Regions from separate parts of the Homo sapiens genome. Here regions 2 and 3 are each linked to region 1. Evidence: chromatin loops called from intact Hi-C (ENCODE). Cell type or tissue: A673. All regions are shown on one strand. Each heading gives the region's core, and the rest is flanking DNA. Links, peaks and the distances in the headings are about the cores only. Region 1 holds the start of TLR8-AS1 (TLR8 antisense RNA 1). Region 2 has its middle 14 kb from the start of TCEANC. Region 3 overlaps LINC01203 (long intergenic non-protein coding RNA 1203).

The links. A loop is a pair of places that touch in the nucleus more often than their neighbours do. Peaks named below come from ENCODE experiments on the same cell type or tissue, not always from the same donor. Only the 100,000 strongest peaks of a DNase experiment are listed, where the experiment ranks them.
Region 2: a loop joins it to region 1, with 3 times the contacts of the local background. A loop is called at or near these places in 22 of 110 quality-filtered maps.
Region 3: it touches region 1 in a loop (2.6-fold over the local background); 8 of 110 quality-filtered maps call a loop at or near these places.

Annotation. Positions count from the first base shown.
Region 1 is chrX:12,940,447-12,950,854 of GRCh38, forward strand. TLR8-AS1 (TLR8 antisense RNA 1) reads right to left here and starts at 2,854. Exons shown (of 5, transcript NR_030727.1): 1 at 2,732-2,854; 2 at 1,772-1,888. RefSeq lists cis regulatory regions at 6,319-6,762, 9,724-10,136, 10,406-10,408 and enhancers at 6,637-6,766, 9,764-10,058. In A673, for the core only: a CTCF peak has its summit at 6,504 (motif pointing right); a DNase peak (open chromatin) is centred at 6,535; H3K27ac peaks cover 756 bases.
Region 2 is chrX:13,633,760-13,643,906 of GRCh38, forward strand. No RefSeq gene overlaps it. Among named protein-coding and RNA genes, the nearest start is that of TCEANC, 14 kb to the right of the region's middle. In A673, for the core only: no CTCF peak of the experiment used is centred there; no DNase peak of the experiment used is centred there.
Region 3 is chrX:13,338,456-13,348,863 of GRCh38, forward strand. LINC01203 (long intergenic non-protein coding RNA 1203) reads left to right here. Exons shown (of 7, transcript NR_045260.1): 6 at 1,471-1,644; 7 at 3,276-3,370. Among named protein-coding and RNA genes, the nearest start is that of LINC01203, 8.4 kb to the left of the region's middle. In A673, for the core only: no CTCF peak of the experiment used is centred there; no DNase peak of the experiment used is centred there.

The sequences.
Region 1 (10,408 bases), core at 4,999-7,498:
CTTCTCCAACCTCCCTCACTATCCCTCAACCTCTTTCTCCTTTCAATCTTGGCGCCACACTTCAATCTCTCCCTTCTCTTAATTTCAATTCCTTTCATTTTCTGGTAGAGACAAAGGAGACATGCTTTATCCATGGACCCAAAACTCTGGTGCCGGTCACGGACTGGGAAGGCAGCCTTCCCTTGGTGTTTAATCATTGCAGGGATGCCTCTCTGATTATTCACCCACGTTTCAGCGGTGTCAGACCACCCAGGGATGCCTGCCTTGGTCATTCATGCTTAGCGGCAAGTTCCGCTTTTCTGTGGGAGGGGCAAGTACCCCAACCCCTTCTCTCCGTGTCTCTACCCCTTCTCCACTTTTCTGGGGGAGGGGCCAGAACCCCTCAACCCCTTCTCCTTCACCCTTAGTGGCAAGTCCCGCTTTTCTAGGGGGCAAGAATCCCCAATCCCTTATTTCCGTGCCCCGACCTCTCATCTCTGCACCTCAACCCCTTATTTCCGTGCCCCGACCCCTTTCCCGCTTTTCTGGAGGTTAAGAACCCTCGAACCCCTTCCCTCCATGTCTCTACTCTCTCTTTTCTCTGGGCTTGCCTCCTTCACTATAGGCAACCTTCCACCCTCCATTCCTCCGTCTCCCTTAGCCTGTGCTCTCAAGAACTTAAAACCTCTTCAACTCACACCTGACCTAAAACCTAAATGCCTTATTTTCTTCTGCAATGCCGCTTGACCCCAATACAAACTTGACAGTGGTTCCAAATAGCCAGAAAATGGCACTTTCAATTTTTCCATTCTACAAGATCTAAATAATTCTTGTCATAAAATGGGCAAATGGTCTGAGGTGCCTGACTTCCAAGCATTGTTTTACACATTGGTCTCTCCCTAGTCTCTGTGCCCAGTGCAACTTGTCCCAAATCTTCCTTCTTTCCCTCCCGCCTGTCCCCTCAGTCCCAACCCCAAGTGTTGCTGAGTCTTTCTAATCTTCCTTTTCTACAGACCCATCTGACCTCTCCCCTCCTCCCCAGGCTGCTCCTTGCCAGGCCGAGCTAGGTCCCAATTCTTCCTCAGCCTCCGCTCCTCCACCCTATAATCTTTTTATCACCTCCCCTCCTCACACCCGGTCTGGTTTACAGTTTCATTCCGTGAGTGGCCCTCCCCGACCTGCCCAGCAATTTCCTCTTAAAAAGGTGGCTGAAGCTAAAGGCATAGTCAAGGTTAATGCTCCTTTTTCTTTATCAGATGTCTCCCAAATCAGTGAGCATTTAGGCTCTTTCATCAAATATGAAAAACCCAGCCCAGTTCATGGCTCGTTCGGCAACAACCCTGAGACGCTTTACAGCCCTAGACCCTAAAAGGTCAAAAGGCCGTCTTATTCTCAATATACATGTTATTACCCAATCCGCTCCTGACATTAAATAAAACTCCAAAAATTAAATTCCGGCCCTCAAACCCCACAACAGGACTTAATTAACCTCGCCTTCAAGGTGTACAATAATAGAGACAGCCAAGTAGCAACATATTTCTGAGTTGCAATTCCTTGCCTCCACTGTGAGACAAACCCCAGCCACATCTCCAGCACACAAGAACTTCCAAACGACTAAACCGCAGTAGCCAGGCATTCCTCCAGAACCGCCTCCCCCAGGAGCTTGCTACAAGTGCCAGAAATCTGGCCACCAGGCCAAGGAATGCCCGCAACCCAGGATTCCTCCTAAGCCGTGTCCCATCTGTGCGGGACCCCACTGGAAATTGGATGGAAATCGGACTGTTCAACTCACCTGGCAGCCACTCCCAGAGACCCTGGAACTCTGGCCCAAGGCTCTCTGACTGACTCCTTCCCAGATCTTCTCGGCTTAGCGGCTGAAGACTGACGCTGCCTGATTGCCTCAGAAGCCCTGTAGACCATCACAGATGCCAAGCTTTAGGTAACTCTCACAGTGGAGGGTAAGTCCGTCCCCTTCTTAATCAATACGGAGGCTACCCACTCCACATTACCTTATTTTCAAGGGCCTGTTTCCCTTGCCTCCATAACTGTTGTGGGTATTGACGGCCAGGCTTCTAAACCTCTTAAAACTCCCCAACTCTGGTGCCAACTTAGACAATACTCTTTTAAGCACTCCTTTTTAGTTATCCCCACCTGCCCAGTTCCCTTATTAGGCCGAGACACTTTAACTAAATTATCTGCTTCCCTGACTATTCCTGGGCTACAGCCACACCTCATTGCCACCTTTTCCCCTAGCTCAAAGCCTCCTTCACATCCTCCCCTTGTATCTCCCCACCTTAACCCACAAGTATAAGACACCTCTACTCCCTCCTTAGCGACCGATCATGCACCCCTTACCATCCCATTAAAACCTCATCACTCTTACCCCGCTCAATGCCAATATCCCATCCCACAGCATGCTTTGAAAGGACTAAAGCCTGTTATCACTCGCCTGCTACAGCATGGCCTTTTAAAGCCTATAAACGCTCCTTACCATTCCCCCATTTTACCTGTCCTAAAACCAGACAAGGCTTACAGGTTAGTTCAGAATCTGCGCCTTATCAACCAAATTGTTTTGCCTATCCACCCCGTGGTGCCAAACCTATATACTCTCCTCAATGCCTCCCTCTACAACCCATTATTCTGTTCTGGATCTCAAACGTGCTTTCTTTACTATTCCTTTGTACCCTTCATCCCAGCCTCTCTTCGCTTTCGCTTAGACTGACCCTGACACCCATTAGGCTCAGGAAATTACCTGGGCTGTACTGCCGCAAGGCTTCACAGGCAGCCCCCATTACTTCAGTCAAGCCCAAATTTCATCCTCGTCTGTTACCTATCTTGGCATAATTTTCATAAAAACACACGTGCTCTCCCTGCTGATCGTGTCCGATTAATCTCCCAAACCTCAATCCCTTACAAAACAACAACTCCTTTCCTTCCTAGGCATGGTTAGTGTGGTCAGAATTCTTACACAAGAGCCAGGACCGCACCCTGTAGCCTTTCTGTCCAGACAACTTGACCTTACTGTTTTAGCCTAGCCCTCATGTCTGTGGGCAGCGGCTGCCGCTGCTTTAATACTTTTAGAGGTCCTAAAAATCAAACTATGCTCAACTCACTCTCTACATTTCTCATAACTTCCAAAATCTATTTTCTTCCTCATACCTGATGCATATACTTTCTGCTCCCCGGCTCCTTCAGCTGTACTCACTCTTTGTTAAGTCCCACAATTACCATTGTTCCTGGCCCAGACTTCAATCCGGCCTCCCACATTATTCCTGATACCACACCTGACCCCCATGACTGTATCTCTCTGATCCACCTGACATTCACCCCATTTCCCCATATTTCCTTCTTTCCTGTTCCTCCCCCGATCACGCTTGATTTATTGATGGCAGTTCCACCAGGCCTAATCGCCACACACCAGCAAAGGCAGGCTATGCTATAGTACAAGCCACTAGCCTGCCTCTTAGAATCTCTCCTCATTTTCTTTCCATTGTGGAAATCTATCATCAAGGAAATAACTTCTCAGTGTTCCGTCTGCTATTCTACTACTCCTCAGGGATTATTCAGGCCCCCTCCCTTCCCTACACATTAAGCTCGAGGATTTGCCCCCACCCAGGACTGGCAAATTAGCTTTACTCAACATGCCCCGAGTCAGATAACTAAAATACCTCTTAGTCTAGGTAGACACTTTCACTGGATAGGTACAGGCCTTTCCTACAGGGTCTGAGAAGGCCACCGCAGTCATTTCTTCCCTTCTGTCAGACATAATTCCTCAGTTTAGCCTTCCCACCTCTATACAGTCTGATAACAGACCAGCCTTTATTAGTCAAATCAGCCAAGCAGTTTTTCAGGCTCTTAGTATTCAAGGAAACCTTTATGTCCCTTACGGTCCTCCGTCTTCAGGAAAAGTAGAACGGACTAAAGGTCTTTTAAAAACACACCTCACCAAGCTCAGCCACCAGCTTAAAAAGGACTGGACAATACTTTTACCACTTTTCCTTCTCAGAAGTCAGACCTGTGCTCAGAATGCTACAGGGTACAGCCCATTTGAGCTCCTGTATAGACGCTCCTTTTTATTAGGCCCCAGTCTCATTCCAGACACCAGACCAACTTAGACTGTGCCCCAAAAAACTTGTCATCCCTACTATCTTCTGTCTAGTCATACTCCTATTCACCGTTCTCAACTACTCATACATGCCCTGCTCTTGTTTACACTGCCGGTTTACACTGTTTCTCCAAGACATCACAGCTGATATCTCCTGGTGCTATCCCCAAACTGCCACTCTAAACTCTTGAAGTAAATAAATAATCTTTACTGGCAAGGCTATGCTGAACCTCCTTAGGCACTCTCTAATTAGATGTCCTAGGTCCTCCCAATTCTTAGTCCTTTAATACCTGTTTTCTCCTTCTCTTATTCCGTTTAGTTTTTCAATTCATACAAAACTGTATCCAGGCCATCACCAATAATTCTAAATGACAAATGTTTCTTCTAACAACCCCACAATATCACCCCTTACCACAAAAACTTCCTTCAGCTTAATCTCTCCCACTCTAGGTTCCCACGCCGCCCCTAATCCCGCTCGAAGCAGCCCTGAGAAACATCGTCCATTATCTCTCCACACCACCCCCCAAAATTTTCACCGTCCCAACACTTTACCACTATTTCGTTTTATTTTTCTTATTAATATAAGAAGACAGGAATGTCAGGCCTCTGAGCTCAAGCTAAGCCATCATATCCCCTGTGACCTGCACGTACACATCCAGATGGCCGGTTCCTGCCTTAACTGATGACATTCCACCACGAAAGAAGTGAAAATGACCTGTTCGTGCCTTAACTGATGACATTGTCTTGTGAAATTCCTTCTCCTGGCTCATCCTGGCTCAAAAGCTCCCCCACTGAGTACATTGTGACCCCCACTCCTGCCCGCCAGAGAACAGCCCCCTTTGACTGTAATTTTCCTTTATCTACCCAAATCCTATAAAACAGCCCCACCTTTATCTCCCTTGGCTGACTCTCTTTTCGGACTCAGCCCGCCTGCACCCAGGTGAAATAAACAGCCTTGTTGCTAACACAAAGCCTGTTTGGTGGTCTCTTCACACGGATGTGCATGAAACCAATGAAAAAAAGACCAAAACAACAACCAAAACAGAAACAAAGAACAACAAAAAACAGCTAAGCAAAGCAAACAATGCCACAATTTATAGGTTGGTGCAAAAGTAATTGTGCTTTTTGCCATTAAAAAGAATGCAAAACCGCAATTACTTTTGCACCAACCTAATATATGATTACCAAGCGCTCTAATGGTAAGGATAAATTAAAACCAGCTGATTGTTAATTTTAACTTTAGCCAAGACAAAAGCCCAATTCAGCTACTTACCTAGGAATGGGGCTCAGGCTGAACACTGCTCTCTACCATCTTTGAAGCAGGAAAAAACTCAAACTCGCCTTCCCTGTTGGAAGTGAGCTGAAATTCCAGAAAGGAGTTACCTGCACTCTTCATCATGGAAGCAGGAAAACTTGCCTTCCTTTTTGGGAGCAAGTGAAACTCCAGAAAAGGAGTTATACAGCAAAATAAACTTTAGATCTCAACCAAATTTGGAGAGATCAGGGATTCTCTTGGTCGGGGGTGGGGGTGTCTCCCAGGCCTCAGCCAATTGTCCTACTGGCTTGAGCCATAAAGATAGCTCAAGCTGGTACCAAGCACCAACAGTAGATTTGTCAAAGGTCAGGGGTACCTCCACTCAGAATCCCTTCATGGTTACCAATTTGTGAATCCAAAATATCTGAGACAGGCCTCAGTCAATTTAGAAAGTTTATTTTGCCAAGGTTAAGGATGCACCCATGACACAGCCTCAAGAGGTCCTGGCTACATGGGCCCAAGGTGGTCGGAGCACAGCTTGGTTCTACACATTTTAGGGAGACGTGAGACATCAATCAACATGTGTAAGATGTACATTGGTTCCGTCCAGACAGGCAGGACAACTCGAATCAGGGGAGGGGGCTTCCAGATCACAGGTAGATAAGAGACATTTGTTGCATTCTATTGGGTCTCTGATTAGCCTTTCACTGAATATACAATTCACATGGGAGAGGAGGGTGGAGGAATAGTCACTTATGCCTGGTCTGCCTTGGTGAAACGACAGGGCAGAGGAAGCAATCAGATATGCATTTGTCTCACATGAGCCTCAGAGGGATGACTTTGAGCTCTGTCTGTCCTTTGTCCACGAGGAATTTCCTTGTGGGCAAATTGTGAGGGAGGTATGTCTTTTTTTTTTTTTTATCTTTGTAGCTGTCTTATTTAGGAATAAAATGGGAGGCAGGTTTGCTTGACGCAGTTCCCAGCTTGACTTCCCTTTAGCTTAGTGATTTTGGGGTCCCAAGATTTATTTTCCTTTCACAACTCCCATCTGATATATTTAAGGGGGAATTCTTTTGTGCCTACAGCATTGTTAGTGGAATGTGGAGCGACAGCAAGGGATGGGCCTAGCTGGAATTTACCACCAGGGGGCTTGGACTCTTTCTCATGCGTCAACACCAATCACTGCCAATAGGGGGCAGCAACAATTTGCCTACAGCCTTTAGGCTTTGGTTTTAGACTCAAGGAGCTCAGGGTGTGGAATCTCCATTGTTTTTCCTCTGAAACTTGGCTTCTTATCTGCCTGCGGACTCAAATCCTCCTCCTGCCAATACTACAACAGCCACAGAACAAATGCATTGAAACTGAGAGAACTGGTAAGAGGCTAGATCTAGTGTAAATCAGAGAATGGGCCTCATAAAAGGAGCAGTTTGGAGGAACCTAATCCTTCACAGTTTGTCTAGCAATTTCTAGGTTCAATCAATTGAGGGCTTAACTGGTAAACTCAAGTGGAAATTTTTTATTGGCTCCTGGTGATGTCACTCCTGGTGAGTGTGGGAGAACTGGTTTTCTAGGTGTGGGGATTCTTTATTCTCTGAAACACCCACTAGGAAACGCCCTGAGGCCTTTTCACCTTCTGTGGTGTCAGGACCTCTCATGTAACTGGATACAGTGCTTTTCCCAAACAGACTATACACAACAGAAACTCAAAAAATAGAAACGCTAAGTGGGAATAAGGGAAATAAACTACAAGAGTAGTGGTTCTCGACCTTGGCTGCACATGGGAATCACCTGGGAGCTTCAATCCGCAAGGACCAATGCCAGGGACCCCCCTACCCCCTGCCCCCGAGATTTGGATTAACTGGTCTGCATGCAACCAGGGCAGCTGGCGTTTTGAAAGGTCCCCAGGTGGTTCCCATGTACAGCCAAACTGAGAACCATTGTCAGATGTGCAGTCTTTGCTCCTGGGTCAATTAATTCCTCACGCCCACTAACTACTTTAGATGTCTTATGCTTTGAGCACATTTAAAATAAAACCCAAAACTTAATAAAACAAAGTTAGTACACAGAGAAATAGGAACCTGATTAAAATAGAACATGAAGTCAAGTCAGTTTGGTTTTGTTTTAAATCTCCAATTGCCACCATTAATTCTGCTCCCAAAGGTCAATAATGCTAGCCTGCTATTTGCTTTGTTCACTTCTGAATGAAGCACTTGTGTTTGCTGACCTTCAAACACTTCCAGGTTGTCTAAGAGGAAGCCATGTGGCACTTTGACTTTTGTGTGACCTGGCAATTTGTTTACATCAAATCCCTTTTAACCCTCTGCAGTTGACAGTGGAGAATTCAGTATTTTCATATGCTGCCTAACCTCTAGGGTGGAAGGCTTTAAACTTGATTTAGGTCAAGTTGGCAGTGACCCAGGTGAGCCCCCAGGAAACTGCACTTCCACAGCCAAAACGTGGCCATCCACCAACTTAGGCATGACAGTTACAGTTTTGAACCTGCTATTAAGTCCCACAATTCTCTTGGTTAGTTAGAGTAATCAAACCTGTCAAGGGTAGGCAGAACTGGAGGAGTGAAGAATGGTTTTGAGGGTACAGTGGAAAAATCAACTTTGGAGTATGACAAGCCAGCCTCAACACTCAGTCACTCTTACCAGCTGTGAGATCTTAGGTGGGTTTATCACTGGCTGTGAGCTTGACTTGCCTATCTATACTATAAAGGAATAAAAGCCCCTTCAGGTGGTTTTTCTTAAATAAATGGAATAGACCTGTCATGTGCTGGTAAATGTTTAACAACTGGTTCTCAAGGTGGTGGGGGCAGCCCTGATTTGGAGTATTTCCATGGTGTAAATACTGTCACCATGGCAGATCTCAAGACACCAGTGTGACAGCTCTGAATGTGGAATTGGGAAGAGGTATGCGCCATCTGGGATAAACCATCTCCTAGTACCTACCTAGAATGCAGCAGACACTCAGGATGTTATCCCCTGCCCTTCCCCCTCATAGGAACATCTATGCTGACAGAGACCTTTGCCATTATTAAAGCATTTTTACAAACACTATCTCATTACATTCTCAGGTGAGATGGGCAGGGCGGGTCTTATTTCTACTTTTTACAGACAAGAAGCCTCAGGCTCAGAGAGACTGGACAAAATTGCTCAGGGGCACACAGCAAGTAATCTACAAAATGAGCATAGCAGGCAGAGTAGCAGCCCCAAAACATGTCTGCATCCTAATCCCTGGAACCTATGAATATTTGGTTACATGGCAAAAGGGAATTTTGACTGCAGACGGATTTAATATTGCTAGTCAGGTGACCTCCAAGTAGGGAGATCATCCTAGATTATCCGGGTGGGCCTAGTGTAGTGACAAGGGCCCTTAAAAGTGAAGGAGGGCAGCTCAAGAGGAGAGTCAGGGGGAAATGTGACTATGCAGGACTGGTCAGAGAGATGTGACATTGCCAGCTTTGAAGATGGAGGAAGCAAGGAATCTAGAAGGCCTCTAGAAGCTGGAAAGGCAGGGAAGCAGCTTCTCCCCCAGAACCTCCATGAAAAGATGTAGCCTACCAGGTACGTTGATTTTGGCCCAGTGAGACTTCTGACCTCCAGAACTTTAAGATGATCAATTTGTGTTGTTTAAGCTGCTGGATCTGTGGTCCTTTGCTACTACAGGGATAGGAAATGAATTCAACGGGACTGGCAATCAGATCTCCTTATCCCTCAAATCTCAGCTCAAATTTCACCTCTTGAGGGAGCCATGTTTTTCCTGCCTTTTCTAGGCCTCTGGTTTTACCCGAGTTCTGATAATATCTGGCTTTAGGCACTCACCAGATGGTTGTGAATCTTTGCATACTTGCTGGTTTTCTCCCTAATCCCCAAGTGGCAAGAATATTCTTTTCACTTTGCATCACTTTCCACTAGCACAGCTCCTTCCCCAAGACCACAGCATAATAACTGCATTCAGAATGTGTGAGTGTGAAAATAGAGGAATGAATGAATGGGAGCTGACATTAACAATAGTACTGCACCCCAGCACCACCAGGAATCACGATGCTGAGCTGTCACTGTTGCAGAACAATTAAAAGCATCTCCTGCTAGTATCCTGAGCTACCTACCCCCTTCCTGCAGGAAAGACTTCCCGTCTTCCCACTGGCTCACAGAAGTGGCCTTTTCCTCCGGAAACCAGCGTGCATCTGTTAGCATCTTTTGTCTTTTGTGGGAAAGGGAGGATTCTGGCTCCAGACTGAAGAGGGACAGGCATGGTGTGTGGGTTCACAGAGCCCCAGACTCCAGACTCTGATGCCAGCATCTTTGTCTCAGCAAAGGTCATAATTGGATTTGGATGTTTAAGGCAGTCACTGATTTACTGTTCTCATTTTTCAAGTGTGAGAAATACTAACTCTGTGCTTTGCTTACTTCTAAAGGAACAAAGGCAGTATGAGCAGCCTTTAAATACTGCCACATAATACACTGAGAGCAGACATGACCACGTGCTACAAAGAGTCAGGGCTACGTAGGAAAGTTCACATCGGCGTGGGAAGTGAAAGTAAGCCACGTCACCGTTTCTGTCACGTGACAGCTGTGGGGTGTGGAGCAACTCACTGAGCCTCTTTCCTGGTGTGTAAGATGGGGATAATGATAGCTCCCATTCACTGACCGCTTCCAAAGTGCCTGACCCTGTTCTAAGCCTTCACTGTCATCCTGATTTTATAGTTAGACAGTTTGTCAGTGTCAGAAGCAGAATTGGCTACATAGTTTGCAAGTCCAGTGCCCTGGTTCAAAAATGATTAAGAATTTCAAGATGGTGGTAGCAGAGCAAAAAACCAAGCCCGGAGCCCTCCTTAGTGTGGCTCTTATGTGACTGCACAGGCTGCACACCCTGGGCAGAATTAGTATACAAATCCTGCAGCCTGACTCCAGAACCTTCCATCTTAACATCTATGCCACAAGAGCTGTCTCCTAAGGTGGCCGTGAGGTTGGAAATGAGACTAAGGCATTCCTGGCAGAGGGCACAGTGTGAATGATCTGGAAATACAGGCGTGGACAGGAAGATGAGGAAGGAATGATAAA
Region 2 (10,147 bases), core at 20-2,519, 690 kb after region 1:
AAAGCAGATTCACATATATTGGGGTTTTGTTTGTTTTTTATTTTTTAGAAATGAGGTCTTGCTATGTTGCCCATGTTGGTCTTGAACTCCTGGCCTCAAGCGATCCTCCCATCTTAGCCTCCCAAAGTGCTGGAATTACATGAGTGAGCTGCCGCACCCAGCCAGCATATATTGTTGAGCTCAAAGCCTCAGAGAACTACCTAAAACTAAATGAGCAGGTAGCAGGACTCAAAGAAACATGGATGACTTCTTTGTCTTACTCTTTTCTTCCAAATTCAGGAAGAGCTTTGTGTAGGAATCTTGAGTGTATTCCTTGAGGACGGTTTTATATTCTGTTTAAGATTCTGGGTTAGAAACAGGTCTAAGACACCCTCCAAACAGAAGGTTCTCCAGATATTTGCTCTCTGTTACCTAAAGCAATTAAGGCATTGAACCATGGTAGGAAAAAAAGAGAGGTGATCCACTTACTAATCTTTAAAATTTAATTTTAATACAAAATTTAAACCCCACTCTTGAAGGTTTTTAAATACTTAAACCCTAAGTAATTCTTCTTCAACAATGTTCTCTTTAATACAACCAACACACACAACCTTTTAAGATGGGGTGGGGACCACATTGTTTATCCCTAGTGTGAGAGAATCTGGGCATACAAAATCTATATAGGACTGTAACTGTATCTGTTAGGATAACTGCTAGTTATGGAAACCACAAAAATAGTGTTTCTGGTGAGACCAGATGAAAAACTGCCCAGCTAAGGCAAATCAGCCCACAGAATCCTAAGAGATAATAAAAATAGTTGTTTTAAGCCACAAAATTCTGGGGTAGTTTGCTACACAGCAAAAGTTAACTGATATAGGTGATTTCTGATATTGTGGTAGAACTTGAAGAAGACCCCCTGTCTCTTCCATGACCAAGGACATTTGAGAGCACAATGTGGCTTAGAAGAAAGGACAATGGGGCCGGGTATGGTGGCTCAAACCTGTAATCCCAGCAACTCCCTTTGGGAGGAGGAGGTAGGTGGATCTCTTGAGCTGAGGAGTTCAAGACCAGCCTGGGCAACAGGACAAAACCCCATCTCTACAAAAACTACACAAATTAACAGGGCATGGTGGTTTGCACCTGTAGTCCTAGCTACCCAGGAGGCTAAAGTGGGAGGATCACCTGAGCCTGGGAGGTTGAGGCTGCAGTGAGCTGTGATCACACCAGTGCACTCCAGCCTGGGCCACAGCATGATACCCTGTCTCAAAAAGAAAAAAAAAAAGAAAGGACAATGGAGGGGAGAACTTACAATGAAAGGCAGTGCCCGAGTGATTTAGGTTAAAGGAAGAAACGTTAAACCAGAAATGAAATAAGGAGACCTGGGAACTCTGCTACATATGGATAGAAAATCAGTGCACAAAGCTCAGTTAAGTTTCATGTTTCTCTAAAGTCTGCAGCAGAGACCGTGGTTGCCTACACAATATCCATTCTCATCGTTTTCCTTACCAGTATGACCACATATAAATAGATTTTTAGCAGGGGGAGGTAGGCAATGTGATCAACTAATAGACTGCATTTCCCAGCCTCTCTTACAGATGGGGAGGCCCCTGAGATGGAAGCTGAAGTCATTCTTGGGGCTTTCAGGAAGGATCATCAAAGGGGGCTTCCAGCTGGCAGACCCCTCTTTTGGCATTTCCCTTCCTCCTTCCTGCTTGCAATGTGGCTGTAAAGGCAGAAGGTCCATGAACCACTTTGTGATCAAGAGGGCAAGGCCCTCACCTTGTGAAGTACATAACTGGAGGAAGCCTGGGTCCCTGATGATTTTGTGAAGTCTCTACCACTATCCCAGACTAGTCACTGCTGGACATTTTCTTAAGTAAGAGAAAAGCCCTCTGTTGGCCTATCTAGGATTTCAAACAGCACAATGCAGACCCAAGTGATCACTCTCCTGGGAGAGTCTTATGGACTAACTTCTTAGATCCTTAAATAGCAACATATTGTTTTGAATTCCAGTCAATAGCCTATGGTATCAGCTCTAGCCTGCACCAGCACTAAATCATACTTAGATTCCTTTGCAGAACTTAAGTCAGCTAGTTCAGCCATGACTTCCGTATCTGTTGCCCCTGGCTACCACCCAACATGCAAACTCTCCCTCTTCTCACCCATCATCTCCCCCTCTCTCATCCCCACTCTGTATGGGCCCACTCTACTTGGCACTTCTCCCCACTATTTCTACCCCCATCACACATGATCCATTGTCTGGTAAACAAATCCCCCTCCATCTTAATTCATGCTTAAAGGTCTCTTCCTGCATTTCTCAAGCTTAGCTGAAACTGAGCTCTCTCCCAGGGACACCTCTCCCGCTGCAGCCTTATCAAATGAAAACCACTCATCTTCCCACATTCCACACATGGCAGGGTCTAAAGTTGAGGGTGGCATTCTCCTTACTCCACTCTTATTCACCACCTCTTATTTCTGTAATGTGAAAGCTGCTGTTCTTTGGAGATGCAGTTAAGTAGTACTACAGCCTTCTGTCCTGGCTAGCCATTGTCATTGACCAGCATGGCGATATCCATGCAAATACCAATCCAGGATCCTAGCCTCAGAGTCCTTTGACCTCATCTATCCCAGTTACCATCACCTCCTCCTCAGTCACTGCACCATGGCCACCCCTTGGACTTGATCATTGCCTCTGAACTCTTGAACTCCAACATCCCACTCTCTGGTCTCTCTGGCTTCCTCCTCATCCTACTCCCCCTACACTTACTCTTTGGCCTTTTTGAGACCTCCATTCCCTTGACAGCTCCATTTTCTTCCTATCTCTTGACCTCCTCTTGGCTTGACTTTCCTCTCTAATAAAACATAGCCTAGACTCTGAGGCCCATCATCTCTTCAAAGACACTCTTGTCAATGCCCCTCAAGTCCCAGGCTCGTGTGTCTTCCACTGCCACCAGGAAGAGCCCTCAATCAACCCAACTGCCTTCTTTTCTCCATCGTGTCTCCAGGCTGCTAAGCATGGTTAGAGAAAGTTATACAACTGTGCAGGCTGAGCCTTCAACAAAACCATGATCTTCAACCTTCCACAAACCTGTAGTGCTGCCCAAATTATTTACCACTGAGCAGTGCTTGGCTGTTTGCTTGTACACACTAAGTAACATTCACCAGGATGTCCCTATGGGGGGAACCTACCCCCAGTATTTCAACATAGGTTCTATTTTCCCTAAGTGTCGGTCTGAGAAATAGAGAGTACAAAGAGAGGAATTTTACAGCTGGGCCTCTGGGGGTGACATCACATATCGGTAGGACCATGATGCCCACCTGAGCCACAAAACCAGCAAGTTTTTATTAAAGATTTCAAAAGGGGAGGGGGTGTATGAACAGGGATCAGGTCATAAAGATCACGTGCTTCAAAGGGCAAAAGGGAGAAGAAACATCACATGCTTCTGAGGTAACAGGGCAAGGACAAAAGCAAAGATCACAAGGCAAAGGGCAAAATTGGAATTACTGATAAGGGTCTATGTTCAGCTGTGCACGTATTGCCTTGATAAACATCTTAAACAACAGAAAACAGGGTTTGAGAGCAGAGAACCAGTCTGACCTCAAATTTACCATGGCGGGATTTTTTTCCCCACCCTAATAAGCCCGACGGTACTGCAGGAGACCAGGGCGTATTTCAGTCCTTATCTCAACCGCATAAGACAGACACTCTCAGAGCGGCTGTTTATAGACCTCCCCCCAGGAATGCATTCCTTTCCCAAGGTCTTAATTATTAATATTCCTTGCTAGGAAAAGAATCCAGCAATATCTTCCCTACTTGCACGTCTGTTTATAGGCTCTCTGCAAGAAGAAAAATATGGCTCTATTCTGCCTGACCCCGCAGGCAGTCAGACTTTATGGTTGTCTTCCCTTGTTCCCTAAAAATCGCTGTTATTCTGTTCTTTTTCGAGGTGCACTGATTTCATATTGTTCAAACACACATGTTTTACAATCAGTTTGTACAATAGTGGTCCTGAGGTGATGTACATCCTCAGCTTACGAAGATAACAAGACTAAGAGATCAAAGTAAGACAGGTGTAAGAAATTATAAGAGTATTATTAGGGAAGTGATAAATGTCCATGAAATCTTCACAATTTATGTTCCTCTGCCGCGGCTCCAGCCAGTCCCTCTGTTCAGGGTCCCTGACTTCCTGCACCATGTCCTCACATCCTACAGCCCCATAAGTTAATATTAACTACTGAAATAACAATGACATGTCCCCCCCATTTTTGCCTGCTAAGGCTGAATGTCATTCTGACTAAAGCCCTGAGTTGAGGATTTTGAGATCACATTTGGGCCTTTATCACAGCAAGGACGGGTACTGAATGACACTGTTTGGAGTTCTCAAAGGCAAGGAGGTAGGCAACTGTCAGCAGATGTGACCTGTGTGGCATGATCCTCTCCCTATTCTACAGGCTGTGGCATGATCCTCTCCCTATTCTACAGGCTGTGTCACTCACTCCCTCTGAGGATATGAAACAAACTGGGAGAACAGGCCTGCCTGCAACAGGCTGGGTAGTCCTTGGCCTGTGAGGATCCTCTTCTAATAATTCACAAAGGGGTGGCTGTGTCCAGCCACATGACCAAGGAGAAGGGCTACTACTCCTTCTTCAAAACACTGCCTCCACTCTTCCCCAGACTGAAGGCTGACCCTAACCAAGGAAATGATCCAAAACTGTCCAGAATGGGGGGCCCTGGAGAGGGGTTGTACCTTTAGTTAGGTAACTCACTCCTAGAACAAAGAACCCTGAGCCGTGTTGCTATAACCTTAAGACTGGTCTCAGAACTTTGTCACATGTGAAAAACCTTCAAATGTCCCTCCATTATCTCTAAGAGCAAAGCAAGAAGATGACACTTGAGCACTGGCTCTGCAAGTAGTTGTTGAGTATTCACTGTTTAAGAAAACAAGGAGACAAGTAGAAATTTGAGCACTTGCAGGATATCTGACAATATTAAGCGATACTTTTAGGTGGGATAATGGTACTGCGGTTATGCTTTTTTTAAAGAAAGAATTCTTCCCTTTAGAGAAACACACTGAACTACTTAAATGAAATTACATGAGATCTGGGATTTGCTTGGAAAACAATGGGGGGGAGAGGAGGGAGTCGATGAGGGTATCTAGAAGAAAAGATGATAAACATTTTTTTCTGGAATGAGGCATATAGTAAATATTTCAGGCTCTGTGGGCCAGACATCTCTGTCACCACAACTCAACTCTGCCACTATAGCACAAAAGCAGCCGTAGGCAATATGTAAACGAATGGGAGTGGCTGCATTCTTTATAAAGTTAATTTTAAAGCCTGTAGCTGGCCAGACTGAGGCCAAATACTGTAGTTTGTTGACCTCTGGTCTAGAGGAAACAAGAAAAGCCATGTGTTGATAATTGACAAAACTGAGTGATGGGGGTCTCAGAATACTAATTGGTCTACTTTTTTGTATGTTTCAAATTCTCCACAGTAAAACATTAAAAAACAAACAAAGAAGGAAATAGACCATGTATTTTTAAGAAAGATTACCATCACAAATGCTTAAAATGAAACCATTTGGATTTTTTTTTTTTTTTTTTTTTTGAGACTGAGTTTCACTCTGTTGCCCAGGCTGGAGCGCAGTGGTACAATCTGGGCTCACTGCAACCTCCACCTCCCAGGTTCAAGCAATTCTTGCACTTCAGCCTCCCGAGTAGCTAGGACTACAGGTATGTGCCACCACACCCAGCTAATTTTTGTATTTTTAGCAGAGATGGGTTTTCACCGTGTTGGCCAGGCTGGTCTTGAACTCCCGACCTCAGGTGATCTGTCTGCCTCAACCTCCCAAAGTGTTGGGATTACAGGCATGAGCCACTATGCCCGGCCACCATTTGGATCTTGAAGCATTAAACCTTCAGATGTATGGAAAATGTTCTCCTAGTAATCCCCTAGCAATTGGGAGAATCGATTTCCCACTGGCCTTCTCTAGGCCTTCCAAACCAAGACCAGGCCAGGAGCGATGGTTCCAGAGCTGGCATTGCTACCACAGCAGCACAATTATGGGCAGGCTCTGGGGCGGAGGCTCAGTATCTGTAAGATGTGTGGATCTATGGGAGGGTCGCTTTAACTCTCCAACAAGACAGTGGCCTCCCTCCACTCCTCTGCCACACAGCAGAGTACAGTGGTTGAGAGCCAAGTAGTGAGAATCCCTGGGGAGGTTACCTACCCTCTCTCTGCCTCAGATTTTCCCAAATGAGGATGGCAACATGGAAGCCTACCCCAAACCAGGTAAAACCCCAAGGCACAAAATGTCATCAGGCCTGGACATGTTCACTGCTGTCATGGAGATGTCATCTACAGAGCTTCTCTTTCTCCCATTTTCAAGGGGAAAGCACCTGGCTTCTGAGGGTGCTGATTGAACTCCAGCGCACATTTCTCCCATGGGACATGCACAGTTTTTTTCATTGTAATAGTTACTGCTGGGTTCCCCTCCTAAGTGGTTCCACCAATTCACAGGCCCACTAGCAGTGGGGTGAGAGTAGTATTCCCTTACCCTCTGCACACAGTTCATATTAGCAAACCATTGTAGTCAACCTCACTGGGGGCAGACACCGGCTCCTTGCTGATTACGGTGAGATGGGGCATCTTGGCAGGTCCACTGGCTGCCTATACTTCTGCTTTTGTGATCATGTCTTTTTATCCTTGAGTCACCACCAGTGTTCTGAAGCCCAGTCTTGGCTCTCCCTCACATCCTCTTTTCCTGACCCAACCTGTCAGGCCTCTGCCTCACCTGTGGGTCGCTTCAGATGTTCACCATCAGCTCTGGAGGCTGGGAAAAGCTTCCTTGTGGCTGGGGATATCTGTCCTGCCCCTCCCTTACAGACCTCAGGGGATTTCCACCCAGCGTGGAGGGTGTATGCTGTACCTCTTCTGCAAGATGGCAGCTGGGACTTGGGTGACCCCTGTATCCCCACTGCTCAGGCACTTACTTGATGCCTCCCTAAGACAGCACTGGCTTCCAGCCTAGCCTGAGAAAGCCTGGTTTTTTTTGAGATGGAGTCTTGCTCTGTCGCCCAGGCTGGAGAGCAGTGGTGCGATCTCGGTTCACGGCAACCTCCACCTCCTGGGTTCAAGCAGTACTGTCTCAGCCTCCCAAGTAGCTGGGACTACAGGCACATGCCACAACAGCCGGCTAATTTTTGTATTTTTAGTAGAGATGGGGTTTCACCATATTGGTTAGGCTGGTCTCAAACTCCTGACCTCAGGCGATCCACCTGTCTCAACCTCCCAAAGTGCTGGGATTATAGGCATGAGCCACCGCGCCAGGCTGGGAGCCTGCATTTTTTTGTACTCTCCTTTTTCCTTGAAAACACAGAATACTTGTGGGCTGGCTATGGAATGTTTTTTACCTGGAGATGTCTTCATAGGTCAGAACTGTGACCTAAGCCAAAAGAACAAAGCTGGAGGCATCATGCTACCTGACTTCAAACTATACTACAAGGCTACAGTAACCAAAATAGCATGGTACTGGTACCAAAACAGAGATATAGACCAATGGAACAGAACAGAGCCCTCAGAAATAATGCCGCATATCTACAACTATCTGATCTTTGACAAATCTGACAAAAACAAGAAATGGGGAAAGGATTCCCTATTTAGTAAATGGTGCTGGGAAAACTGGCTAGCCATATGTAGAAAGCTGAAACTGGATCCCTTCCTTACACCTTATACAAAAATTAATTCAAGATGGATTAAAGACTTAAATGTTAGACCTAAAACCATAAAAACCCTAGAAGAAAACCTAGGCAATACCATTCAGGACATAGGCATGGGCAAGGACTTCATGTCTAAAACACCAAAAGCAATGGCAACAAAAGCCAAAACTGACAAATGGGATCTAATTAAACTAAAGAGCTTCTGCACAGCAAAAGAAACTATCATCAGAGTGAACAGGCAACCTACAGAATGGGAGAAAATTTTTGCAATCTACTCATCTGACAAAGGGCTAATATCCAGAATCTACAATGAACTCAAACAAATTTACAAGAAAAAAACAAACAACCCCATCAACAAGTGGGTGAAGGATATGAGCAGACACTACTCAAAAGAAGACATTTATGCAGCCAAAAGACACACGAAAAAATGCTCACCGTCACTGGCCATCAGAGAAATGCAAATCAAAACCACAATGAGATACCATCTCACACCAGTTAGAATGGCGATCATTAAAAAGTCAGGAAACAACAGGTGCTGGAGAGGATGTGGAGAAATAGGAACACTTTTACACTGTTGGTGGGACTGTAAACTAGTTCAACCATTGTGGAAGTCAGTGTGGCGATTCCTCAGGGATCTAGAACTAGAAATACCATTAGACCCAGCCATCCCATTACTGGGTATATACCCAAAGGATTATAAATCATGCTGCTATAAAGACACATGCACACGGATGTTTATTGTGGCACTATTCACAATAGCAGAGACTTGGAACCAACCCAAATGTCCAACAATGATAGACTGGATTAAGGAAATGTGGCACATATACACCATGGAATACTATGCAGCCATAAAAAATGATGAGTTCATGTCCTTTGTAGGGACATGGATGAAGCTGGAAACCATCAATCTCAGCAAACTATTGTAAGGTCAAAAAACCAAACACCGCATGTTCTCACTCATAGGTGGGAATTGAACAAAGAGAACACTTGGACACAGGAAGGGGAACATCACACACAGGGGCCTGTCGTGGGGCGGGGGCAGGGGGGAGGGATAGCATTAGGAGATATACCTAATGTTAAATGATGAGTTAATGGGTGTAGCACACCAACATGGCACATGTATACATATGTAACAAACCTGCACGTTGTGCACATGTACCCTAAAACTTAAAGTATAATTTAAAAAAAAGAAAAAAAAAGAAATAAAGACGTATATGAACTAGCCCATGGGCTTTAACATCAAAAAAAAAAAAAAAAAGAACCGTGAAAAGGCTGATGTTTTACCTGAATTACAAGCTAGCAGGTTGTCCTGTCCTGGTTTCATAGATATTGGTAAAAAAACACAGCTTGGCTGGGCATGGTGGCTCATGCCTGTAATCCCAGCACTTTGGGAGGCCGAGGCAGGCAGGTAACTTGAGGTCAGGAGTTTGAGACCAGGCTGGCCAACATGGCCAAACCCCATCTCTACTAAAAATACTAAAATTAGCCTGGCGTAATGGTGCACACCTGTAATCTCAGCTACTCAGGAGGGTTAGGCAGGAGAATCACTTGAACCCAGGAGGTGGAGGTTGCAGTGAGCCAAGATCGCGCCACTGCACTCCAGCCTGGGCCACAGAGTGCAGCATTCACAGTGGGCTTGTGCCACAGCTGAGCCCTGAGTCTGGGAAAGCCCCAGTCTAATAAGAGGGCTGAGAGCAAAGCTTCCCAAACTTTGTCCTGGAAGGAGACAATACCTTTATCATCTTAGTGGAGAACCAAGTCTGCCCCCCAAAAGGAAGATGCTATCCCTGTTCCCTGAGGCTGTTCATTATACAAACATCCTTGAAAAGAGGCCGGGCACAGTGGCTCACGCCTGTAATCCCAGCACTTTGGGAGGCCGAGCTGGATGGATCACAAGGTCAGGAGTTCAAGACCAGCCTGGCCAAGATGGTGAAACCCCCATCTCTATTAAAAATACAAAAAAAATTAGCCGGGCGTGGTGGTGGGCACCTGTAATCCCAGCTACTCGGGAGGCTGAGGCAGAGAATTGCTTGAACCCCGGAGGCAGAGGTTGCAGTGAGCCGAGATCTTGCCACTGCCCTCCAGCCTGGGCAACAGAGTGAGACTCCGTCTCACAAAAAAAAAAAAAAAAAAAAAAAAAAAAGAAAGAAAAGAAAAGATAGTTCAGAACAAAGGCTGCCAGGGCTTATGTGTATAAGATGGGCAGACCTATGGCGAATCACTTCCTAACATAGACTCTTCACTTTCTAGAATTCATTAGATGAGGGGACAACAGAAAGATTTGATAGGAATGGTGATCTCTCACAAATCCGTAACATTGCAAATAACACTCTCCCCTTATATGGGCCCAGCTACCTTTCCTTGAGTGAAGAGAAGTATACTTTCTGGAACTTACTTTCCCAGGGCTGCTATTGAAATCCTGTTCCAATCAGACCATAAGATATCAGTTA
Region 3 (10,408 bases), core at 5,039-7,538, 400 kb after region 1:
TTTAAACGTGTAAATCTATGCATATAGAAGTCATTTGTTCATTTAACAGTAGGTACCTACTGGTAGTAGGTACAATTCCCTGCTTTGATGATCAACAGTGAAGAAACCACACAAAGTTCATGCCTAAGGAAGATTACATTCTCTAATGGGTTCAACTCCAATGATCCATACATTCTTGTGTCCCTGGGAGAGTCTCACCTTATTTCATTGTCTCATTATAATTATTAATAGCTCTCACTCTCAAGAGTGTCTCAGTTTGGATAATACATTACATAGTCACCCTGGACATAATAGAGAATATAGAGGTGAGGACATATATTAACTGCAGAGTAATAAGTGCTATAAAAATATCCATTCCAGCTGGACACTGAAGATGAAAAAATAGAAATTTAAATGTTTTTAACTTAAAAATAAATATCCTAAAGTAAGGTGACAGTAATTTGGGGAAAGGACTTCTTTCAATTGGGTGGTCAGGGCAGTTCTTTCTGAGGGGAGCACAGAATGAATGACAAGAAGGAGCCAGTCGGATAAAGAGTGAAGGTGTAAGCATTGTAAGAACAGCAAGGGGAAACGACATATCCAGAGGACAGAGAGAGGCAGTGTGGATGAAGGGCAGTGTGCAGGGATGGAAGTGGCCCAAGGGGAGGCAAGGGCTAGGTTTTTAAGGCCCTGCCTGTCGTGAGGAGGAGCTTGGGTTTCCTTTGAAATGCAATGGACAGTCTTTAAAAGAGAGCAGAGTGACCTCACTTACTTGTCTGTGCCAAATGTCTTCAAACCCATAGGCCAGAAAATCACTCTCTGATGAAGCTCTCATATTTAAAAATACTGTGTCTCCTCCAATAAAGCCACAGACACCAGGATTCTTTGGAAAAATATGTTTTTTACCAACACTGGAATGAAAGATAAATTATTACATGAAACATGAAGCTTAAAGTTCTCAGAAGCAGATATATTTATAACTTTTTCCCCTAACGTATTGAAAGATAAAGTGCTGAACTTTAGAACTTTATAACAGACTCACAAATAAATGCAAGGCTTCATGAGTTTTATCAAGCTCTCCTCTTGTCATCAGTGATGGTAGTGAAGGATTATACAGTTTGAAGGTAGTTGGGACAAGTCTCCCGACAAGGGAGTGGTGACTTGGGACTAACTAACTGAAGAGGGAGGGAAGGGCAAGATGCCAGAAATCTGGTGGAAGACCTTGGTAGTAGGTATTCCAGCAGCTTCCAGATTCTTTCTGAGGCAATTTAAAGAGATGCAGCTCAGAGGTGCAACTCCATCCTGCTAGGCTTGGTCTTCTAAGGCCCAGCACTTGGCCACACAGGTTATGCAGCACACCAGAATGCCAGGCTGTAAAAGCTAGATCGAGGGCCAAATTCCAGGTCACACCCTGCTTACCAAACCATGCCAGCTCGAAGGGACACCTCCTCAATTCAGCTCTGCTTTACCTCTCTGCTTATGAATTCCAAGCTCCTGATACACATCTGGTCAGAACCATGGTACCCCTCCACAATCCACGCCAGGAAATTGGATGTCTACTCCCTGCCTTTCTTCCCATTGTTTGGGGACTTTTCCTTAGTTCAGCTGAAGACGGGGTCCTTGTCACACGGCCACGAAAATTTAGGCTTGCAGATTATTTGAAGGGTGAGTAGGGCACGGTTTTATTGGGTGAAAAGGAAGAAAAGGAGAAAAGAGACACCTAGCAAAGCAAGAGAGTGTGCTTCCTGCCCGTGGGCTTCTCAGGTACCACCGAGGAAGAGGAGGGGCAAGGCTCCTCTCCCCTGCAAAAGCTGGACGTTCTGTGGCTCCACCCCACTGCGCGCTCCTTCCAGTGTGCAGGTCGGTCGGAGGCTCTGCCAGGGAGCCCTTCCCACCTGGCTGTCTCACCATGGCTTTGGGAAAGGGCTGTGCCCAGAGGGGATTCTTTTCTATACAACACAAAGGCTTTGTCTGTGCTCAGCAGCCGTGTGTTTAGGACATTTCCTGGGCCTTATGGCCTCTGACAGTCATCCTTTACTGTCTAAATCTCTTAGCAGATGCACCCTCACCAGCTAGCCAATTCTGTCTCCTGGTTCTCACCCTGGGTATGAGACTATGCTGATTTCTTGTTTCAGCAACATCCCGGGCATAAAACAGCATTTTTTGTTATTTACTCACGTAAATAATCAGTTGCTGGAGGCTGTTCTGGAAAGCAGGACACATACAGCACACATAGGAATGAATCCATCCAGCACTGCTCCTCCTTGGAGCCAGGAGTCCCATTAGGGCTTCATCATCTCCTCTGTCACCATTTGGTACTTTTGGTTCTTTCTGTCTCCCTCAAGACTAGTTAAGACAGCTAATGTGTGGATGCAGTTTCGAAAACAATACTTTTCATAGCAGTGGTTTGAGCTAATGGTGTTTTTCATCTCAAAAATGTTTTACAAACATTAATTAAGCTTATGTAGCTCCCTGGTGGGCTTAGGCAGAAAGAATGCCCAGAGAGAGAGAGTTTCCGCTTTTCCTCCAAGCCACAGAAAGTCCTCAAGGAAACAGAAGGCCTGGGGCTTCAGCCCAGCAGTCCTTTGCTTGAAGAAGACTTAACATACCTTTACAACTTTCCTGATGCTCAGAAAATGAAGTCTTTTGTGATACTTCATAAAATGAAATCTCTTAGAATGCTTTGGGTTTTTTTGGGGGGGGGTGTTGCGGGGGTTTGGTTTTTGTTTTGTTTTGTTTTGTTTTGACAGAGTCTCACTCTGTCGTACCTAGGCTGGAGTGCAGTAGTGCAATCTCGGCTCACTGCAACCTCTGCCTCCTGGGTTCAAGTGATTCTCCTGCCTCAGCCTCCCGAGTAGCTGGGATTATAGCCGCCCACCACCACGCCCAGCTAATTTTTTCTATTTTTAGTAGAACGGGGTTTCATCATGTTGGTCAGGCTGATCTCAAACTCCTGACCTCAGGTGATCCACCCACCTCGGCCTCCCAAAGTGCTGGGATTACAGGCGTGAGCCACCGCGCCCAGCCCCCTTGGAATGCTTTGTAAAATGAAGTCCAGCCTGGACCACCTGTCAGAAAGTATTTTTTCTTTATTGTTGTGGCAAAGTATGTATCTATTGATATATTCTTAGTGAAGCAGGGAAACAGAAACTGCAAACCTAAACCAATTCAATAAAACATTACTTATTTCTCAGTAGGAAGAGGGAAAAAAGCTAGCAAGCATGAGTAAGAAGGAAGGATATGAGAGAATAGGAGATTCTTAAAGGCATTCTTTTCATTTCCTTCTTCTGACGCAGAAATCCAAACAAAAGCTTTAGAAGAAACACCTGGAAAAATAGTATCTCCACTTTGAAAATGCAGAAATACAGGCATAATACAATGGTGAAATTTATTCATGGTCATTCTCATCTCAATCAATGGTTCTCAACCAGGTGCTATTTTGCCCCCCAGGGACATCATTTTACAATGTCTAGACATTTTTGGTTGTCACCACTTGGGGAGGCGGTGTAAGGGTGGGCAAGTGGAGTGATACCGGCATCTAGTGGGTAGAGGATAAGGATGCTGCTACAAACATTGTACAATGCACAGGATAGCTCCCATCACCAAGAATGCTCTGACAGTGGTGCCAATGTTGAGGAACCCTATTCTAAATCATTGCCTTGTCAGAGATGGATCTCCAAATCAAGTTGGAGTTTGTGGTATGTCATCCACACAGTTGACTCCAACCCACCCAACTCCAAGCAGGCTCAACATGGTGATGTTTCCCACTACTTGCTCTAGGATACCTTCATTAGGCCTGAAGACCCAACCTGTGCACAGACTCTAAACTCAAACATGTACCTAGCTGCATTCTTGATTTTCTCACACAATCATGGCCATGCTTATATTTTGAAGTGATCCAGGATCCTTTTACTTTTTCTTCTAGTTCATTAAGGTGTAATTGACAAACAAAATTCATATATATTCAAGCTGTACAATGTGATGATTTGATATAGGCATACACTGTGAAGTGATTATCACAAATTAACACATTCATCGCCATATCTAGTTATCTCTGTGTGTATATGTGTGTGTGTGTGTGTGTGTGTGTGTGGTGAGGACACTTAAGATCTACTCTCTTAGCAGATTTCAAGTAAACAAGAATGTATTATTAACTGTGATCATGCTGTATGTTAGATCACATACAGCTGTATGTTACACCATGCTGTATGTTAGATCACATAAGTTCTGGTGAACTTACTCATTTTATAACCAAAAGTTTGTACCCTTTGACCAACATCTCCCATTTTCCTCACCTCCCAGCCCCTGGCAACCACCATACTACTCTCTGCTTCTATGAGCTTGACTTTGTTTAGATTCCACATATAAGTGAGACTGTAGGAAAGTTTAAATTTTTTCCCCTGAAGTTTCAGTCATTTGAGTTTATAAAACAAACTGATAATAGATTATCGGGAAAAACAGGCATACAAATTTTATTGTGTGCACATGTGTATGGAAGTCATACAAGCTCAAAGAAATGGCTAGAGGGTTGACACTTTTATACCATCTTGAGGTTACAGCAAGAATGAGGACTTGGATTATAGCAAAACAGGTTATGGTGGCAAGACAGGTTATGGGACAGAGAGAAGAGGAGGCCTGGCTAGTAAAGGTGGTCTTGTTATGCAGATGAAATCTCACAGATGAAATCTCTCTGAAATCCCTCAGAGAGAAGAGATGGGAGCCTGTGATAAATGTTTCTGCAGGGCCTTTAAAGTGTCAAGACTCCCAGGTGATCCTTCCTGGATCCAGAGGGAGAGAGTGGGGTGGTGTTTCAAAGAATACATGATAGCATCTGTTGTTTACTTCATTTTACTCCCTCTACAGTTGCAAATCTCCTTCACACAAGATAGCTTTGCAGGCCACTTCTGTTGGCAGGCCCTGTGAACAGCCACCTCAAAATATGTCAAAATATATATTAAAATTTTTTTTTAATTTCAATACCTTTAGGGGTACAAGTAGTTTTCGGCTAAATGGATGAATTGCATGGTGGTAGTCTGGGATTTTAGTGCATTCATCACTCAAGTAGTGTACATTGCATCCAATATGTAGTTTTTCATTCCTCATCCTCCTCCTACCTCCTCCCTTCTGAGTCTCCAATGTCCTTTATACCACTCTGTATGCCTTTGCATACCCATAGCTTAGCTTCCACATATAAGTGAGAAAATACGGTATTTGGTTTTCCATTCCTTAGTTAACCTCTCTTAGAATAATGGTCTCCACTTCCACCCACGTGTGTATATGTGTGTGTGTGTGTATATATATATATATATGTATGTATATGTGTATGTGTGTGTGTGTATATATGTATGCATATTGTATATATATATATGTATATTCCTACCAGCAGTGCATAAGCACTCCCTTTCCACCACATCCATGCCAACATCTATAGTTCTTTGAGTTTTTAATGTCCATTCTGGCTGGGGTAAGGTGTTTTGCCATGTTTCCCAGGCTGGCCTTGAACTCGTGGTCTCAAGCGATCCAGCTACCTCGGCCTCCCAAAGTGCTAGGATTACAGGCATGAGTCACTGCACTGGGTCAAGCTATTAATCCATCTTGAGTTAATTTTCGTATGTGGTGAGCAATAGGGATGCATAATATTTTGGGGTGAGATATTTTGGTTTCTTTCAGATCATACAGTAATTGTGTCTAGTTTATTTCACTTATCATAATGTTTCCCATATGGATAGCAGGATTTTCTTCTTTTTATGATCAAATAGTATTTCAGTGTATTTATTTATGTAATTAATTTATTTTTTGAGACAAAGTCTCACTCTGTCACTCAGGCTGGACTGCAATGGTGCGATCTCGGCTCACTGCAACCTCTGCCTCCCAGGTTCAAGCAATTCTTGTGCCTTAGCCTCCTAAATAGCTGGGATTACAGGTGCCCGCCACCACACCCAGCTAATTTTTGTATTTTTAGTAGAGACAGGGTTTCGCCATGTTGTCCAGGCTGGTCTTGAACTCCTGGCCTCAAATGATCTGCCTGCCTCGACCTCCCAAAGTGCTGGGATTACAGGAATGAGCCACCACACCTGGCCTCATTGTATTTACATACCACATTTTCTTTATTCATTCATCCATCCATTGACAGACACTTAGGTTGTGTCCATATCTTGGCTATTGTGAATAATGCTGCAATGAACATGGAGGCTCAAGTATCTCTTGGAGATACTGATTTTATTGTAATAGCAGAGACATAGATCAGTGGAACAGAATAAAGAGCCCAGAAATAACCCCACACATGTACAGTCAACTAGTCTTTGATAAGGGTGCCAAGAATACATGATGGGAACAGGACAGTCTCTTTAATAAATGGTTTTCGGAAAACTAGATACCCTCATGCAAAGAATAAAATTGGGGTTTTATCTCACGTTATATGCAAAAATTAACTCAAAATGGATTAAAGACGTAAAACCGTAATACTCCTAGAAGAAAACACAGCAAAAGCCTTCCTTGACGTTGGCAGTGATATGTTTAGATATGACCGCTAAAACACAAGCAACATAAGCAATGAACAAGTGAGACTACATCAAACTAAAAAGCTTCTACACAGCAAAGGAAACAATCAGCAAGGTGAAGCGGCTACCTCCAGGCTCCTTTTATTCAGAAAGGCATACACATTTCTGCTCAAATATTTTGCCAGTTCATTTTATTTGAGTAGAAACAGTCAAATGCCACATAAAGGAAAGCCCCCTCTAATGAACCCTCTGAAGCACATCATGTTAACTTTCCCATGCTAACTAATGTTGAGAAAGAGGAAGTTTTGCATTTTTTCCTTTGCCCCCTTGTTACAAAATCATCTGTTGACCTACAACCGGCGTTCTGCTTAAACGATTGTGTGCAGTGATCTTTAGAAAATGCAGTAGAGGAGAGAAAGGGGTCACAAGGGGAAAAAGATAGATTCACTTAAACTGCATGCATAGAAACCCTCCTTTTTTCTTTACAAGTTTTATCATGAAGCAAAAATATTGAGAGATAGTAACGTCAATCAAAATTACAATCAAGTTAAACAATCTGGTGCATTCATCACTTTAGTAGTGTACATCCCTGTTTGTATTTTTCATTTCATTTCTATTAAGATTTAGTACACAACCTAAAATACAAAGACAACTAGGACAAAATTCCTGCCTTTGAGCTCAGTTAACCATGGGAAATAAGTAATAAAACAACTTAGACAGGAAGTATAATGAAGGTTACCAGGGACTGGAAGCGGGGGAAGAGTTATTGCTTAGTAATAGAGTATTTTGGGGTGATGAAAAAGCTTTGGAAACAGATCATGGTGATGGTTTTACAACTTTGTGAATGTAACTAATGCCACTGAGTTGTACACTTAAAAATGGTTAAAATCACAAATTTTATGTTGCACATATTTTATCACAATTTCTAAAATCAGAAAACCCTCAACTATCTGTGAAGTGTGACAACAGCTATAGATGAGATATACGTTAAAGATCTTGAGTAAACAAGAGAAATAATCTTTTAAAAACAAAATGTATTGAGTTTCTACTTTTTCTTAGGCACTCTACTAGGCACTTAATATACAGTGTCTCAGTCTGCCTCCAAGAAGCAGACACCAAGATGAAATTGGAAATTGAACGTGCAGCTGGGCTCAGTGGCTCACACCTGTAATCCCAGCACTATGGGAGGCCGAGGTGGGAGGATCACATGAGCCCAGGAGTTTAAGACTAGCCTGGGCAACATAGCAAAACCCTGTCTCTATTAAAAAAAAAACACACAAAAAATTAGCTGGGTGTGGTGGTGCGTGCCTGTCATTCCAGCTACTCAAGAGGCTAAGATGGGAGGATCGCTTCAGCCCAGGAGATCAAGGCCGCAGTGAGCCATGATTGTACCACTGCACTCCAGCCTGGGCAACAGACTGAGGCCCTGTCTCAAAAAAAGGAAAAAAAAAAAAAAAGAAATTGAATGAGCTAGAGATGTATTGGGAGAAACACCTGTGCAGGATAAAGGGGAGGAAGCAGGGGTGTGCAGGGAGAGTCTCCCAACTGCAGTGCAGGCCTGACACCAGCTTAGAGGAGCAAAGGAAGGGAGAAAGAGGATTGGAGACAGAGCCTCAGACTGCAGTGCTGGTGTCAGAATGTTTAAGCCAGATCAGTGGGAGGCCTTCAAGCCCATGTCTCCTACTAGAGGAGTCTCATCCTCCAGCAATGGGCCTGATTTAGTTTCTCTGCTGGGCTTCATCAATGGCCGGGTGCAGCCTGAGGGAAGCATGGCCTCAGGGCAAGCCTGATGGAGGATCCAGGGGGACAGCACCCAGTGCTGGGATACTTATTTGCCAACTGCACATTCTCTAGAAGGAGCTCTGACTAGTGTACTTCTGTGGTCACCATACACCTAACCTCATTTAAAGCTCACAACGCCTCTTCCAGGCATTTTATTACCTCCAATTAACAAAAAAGGTAAACAGTAAGTTGCCCCAAAGCACACAGCTCTTAAGTGGTTGAGCTAGCTTTCAAAGCCAGGTTCAAAAGACTCCAAAACCAGTGTTGTGTCTCCTATAATGTGGTAGATTAAATTATTGTTCAACAAGTATTTCCTTTCCCACACCTCCTGATCTCCATGGAAGGATCATTCTCTGCCCCACTGCCATGGGGTTAGCTGTGCGTTGTGTTTTAGCCATGGAATATAGGTTTAAAGAACTGTGGGCCAGTTCTTGAGTCTTGGCTTTGAGAGGCATCATGTGTTTGCACTCGTCTCTTTCACAAAGCCATGTCAGAAGGTAATAGGCATAGAATCAGAGTAGCCTAGCTGACCCTCTGCCTGAAGCAAAGCACCATGCCTCTCACCTAGCCAACCTGCAGACTCAGGAGAAAGAAAGGTTTGTAATGGTAAGCTACTGAGATAGGTAGGGATTTTGTATACAGCATTACTTTGGCAAGAGTTGACTGATACATACCATGTTGCCTTTACAGAAGGAGCCAGGAGCCATTGATTCTGCCTGGGGGAAAGGGCAAAAGATTCATGAAAGAAGTAACATTTGAGCAGATTATTATTTTTTATTTTTTTTGAGACAAGGTCTTGCCCTGTTGCCCAGGCTGGAGTGTGGTGGTGTGATCACAGCTCACTGCAGCCTGGACCTCCCGGGCTCAATTGATCCTCCCACATCAGCTGGCCAAGTAGCTGGGACTACAAGCATGGGGCACCATGCCTGGATAGTTTTTGTATTTTTTTGCAGAGACGGGGTTTCACCATGTCGCCTAGGCTGGTCTTGAACTCCTGAGCTCAAACAGTCCTCCCGCCTTGACCTCCCAAATTGCTGGCATTACAGGCATTATAAACATGAGCCACTGTGCCCAGCCAGATTGTTCTTAAAAATATAATTGCATTTTTGAAAAAAAAAGTTGAATCTCCTTTCATTGTCAAAAATTTGGAAACTATGGGAAGTAGTAAAAATAAAGTCAAAGAGATTACATATGTTGATTATATATATATATTAGACTGCTCCATGCATTCTAGGCCTTTATGTGCTCTGGGGTTTTGCCTTTTTCGCCTGACCTATTATCAGCAACAATTTGTGTTCTTACATATGATACAATATTCTTTGAAGGCATGGTTTGTAATGGCTGCAGATTGTTCATAGCAACAATAATTGTTTTAAGGACAAGGTGAAGCACACCAGAAGGAATTCTTTCATTCACTTATTTTAAAGTACTACTTATTGAGTACTTACTACATGTCAGGCACTGTTTGAGGCACTAGGAAAACAACTGTAACAAAATAGATAAAGCCCCAATATCTATCAACAGGTAATTGAATAAGCAAGTTGTAGTATATCCATACAATGGAATACTACTCAGCAATAAAAAAGAACTAATTACTGATACATACTACAATGTGGATGAAACTCAAAAACATTATGCTAAGTGAAAGGAGTGACACCAAAAACTACATGTTGTATGATTGCATTTATATAAAAATCCAGATAATTCAAAGAAGTCTTACAGTGACAGAAAGCAGATCAGTGATTGCCAAGGAGGAGGGCACGGAGAGAGAGAAAAGAAGTATAAGGGGCATGAGAAACCTTTTGTGAGTGATAGATGTGTTCATGAATGTGTACATATGTCAAAACTTTAAATATGTGCAGTTTACTGCATGTCAATGATACCTCCGTAGAGCTGTTTAAAAAGTGATGGGAGTACAGTGAGGGCTGAAGAAGTGGTGGACAAGCATTCTGAGCAGAAGGAAAAGCACATGCAAAGAAATAGAGGCATTTTGTTTAATAAGCCTGTAGGACTTACCATCTGCGAGGCAGTGTTTCAAGAGCTGTATAAATATTAACTCATTTTATCCTAACAACATCCCTCTGAGATAAGTACTATTAATGCCATCCTTATTTTGCAGATAAATTGAGGCACAGAATTACTAAGTA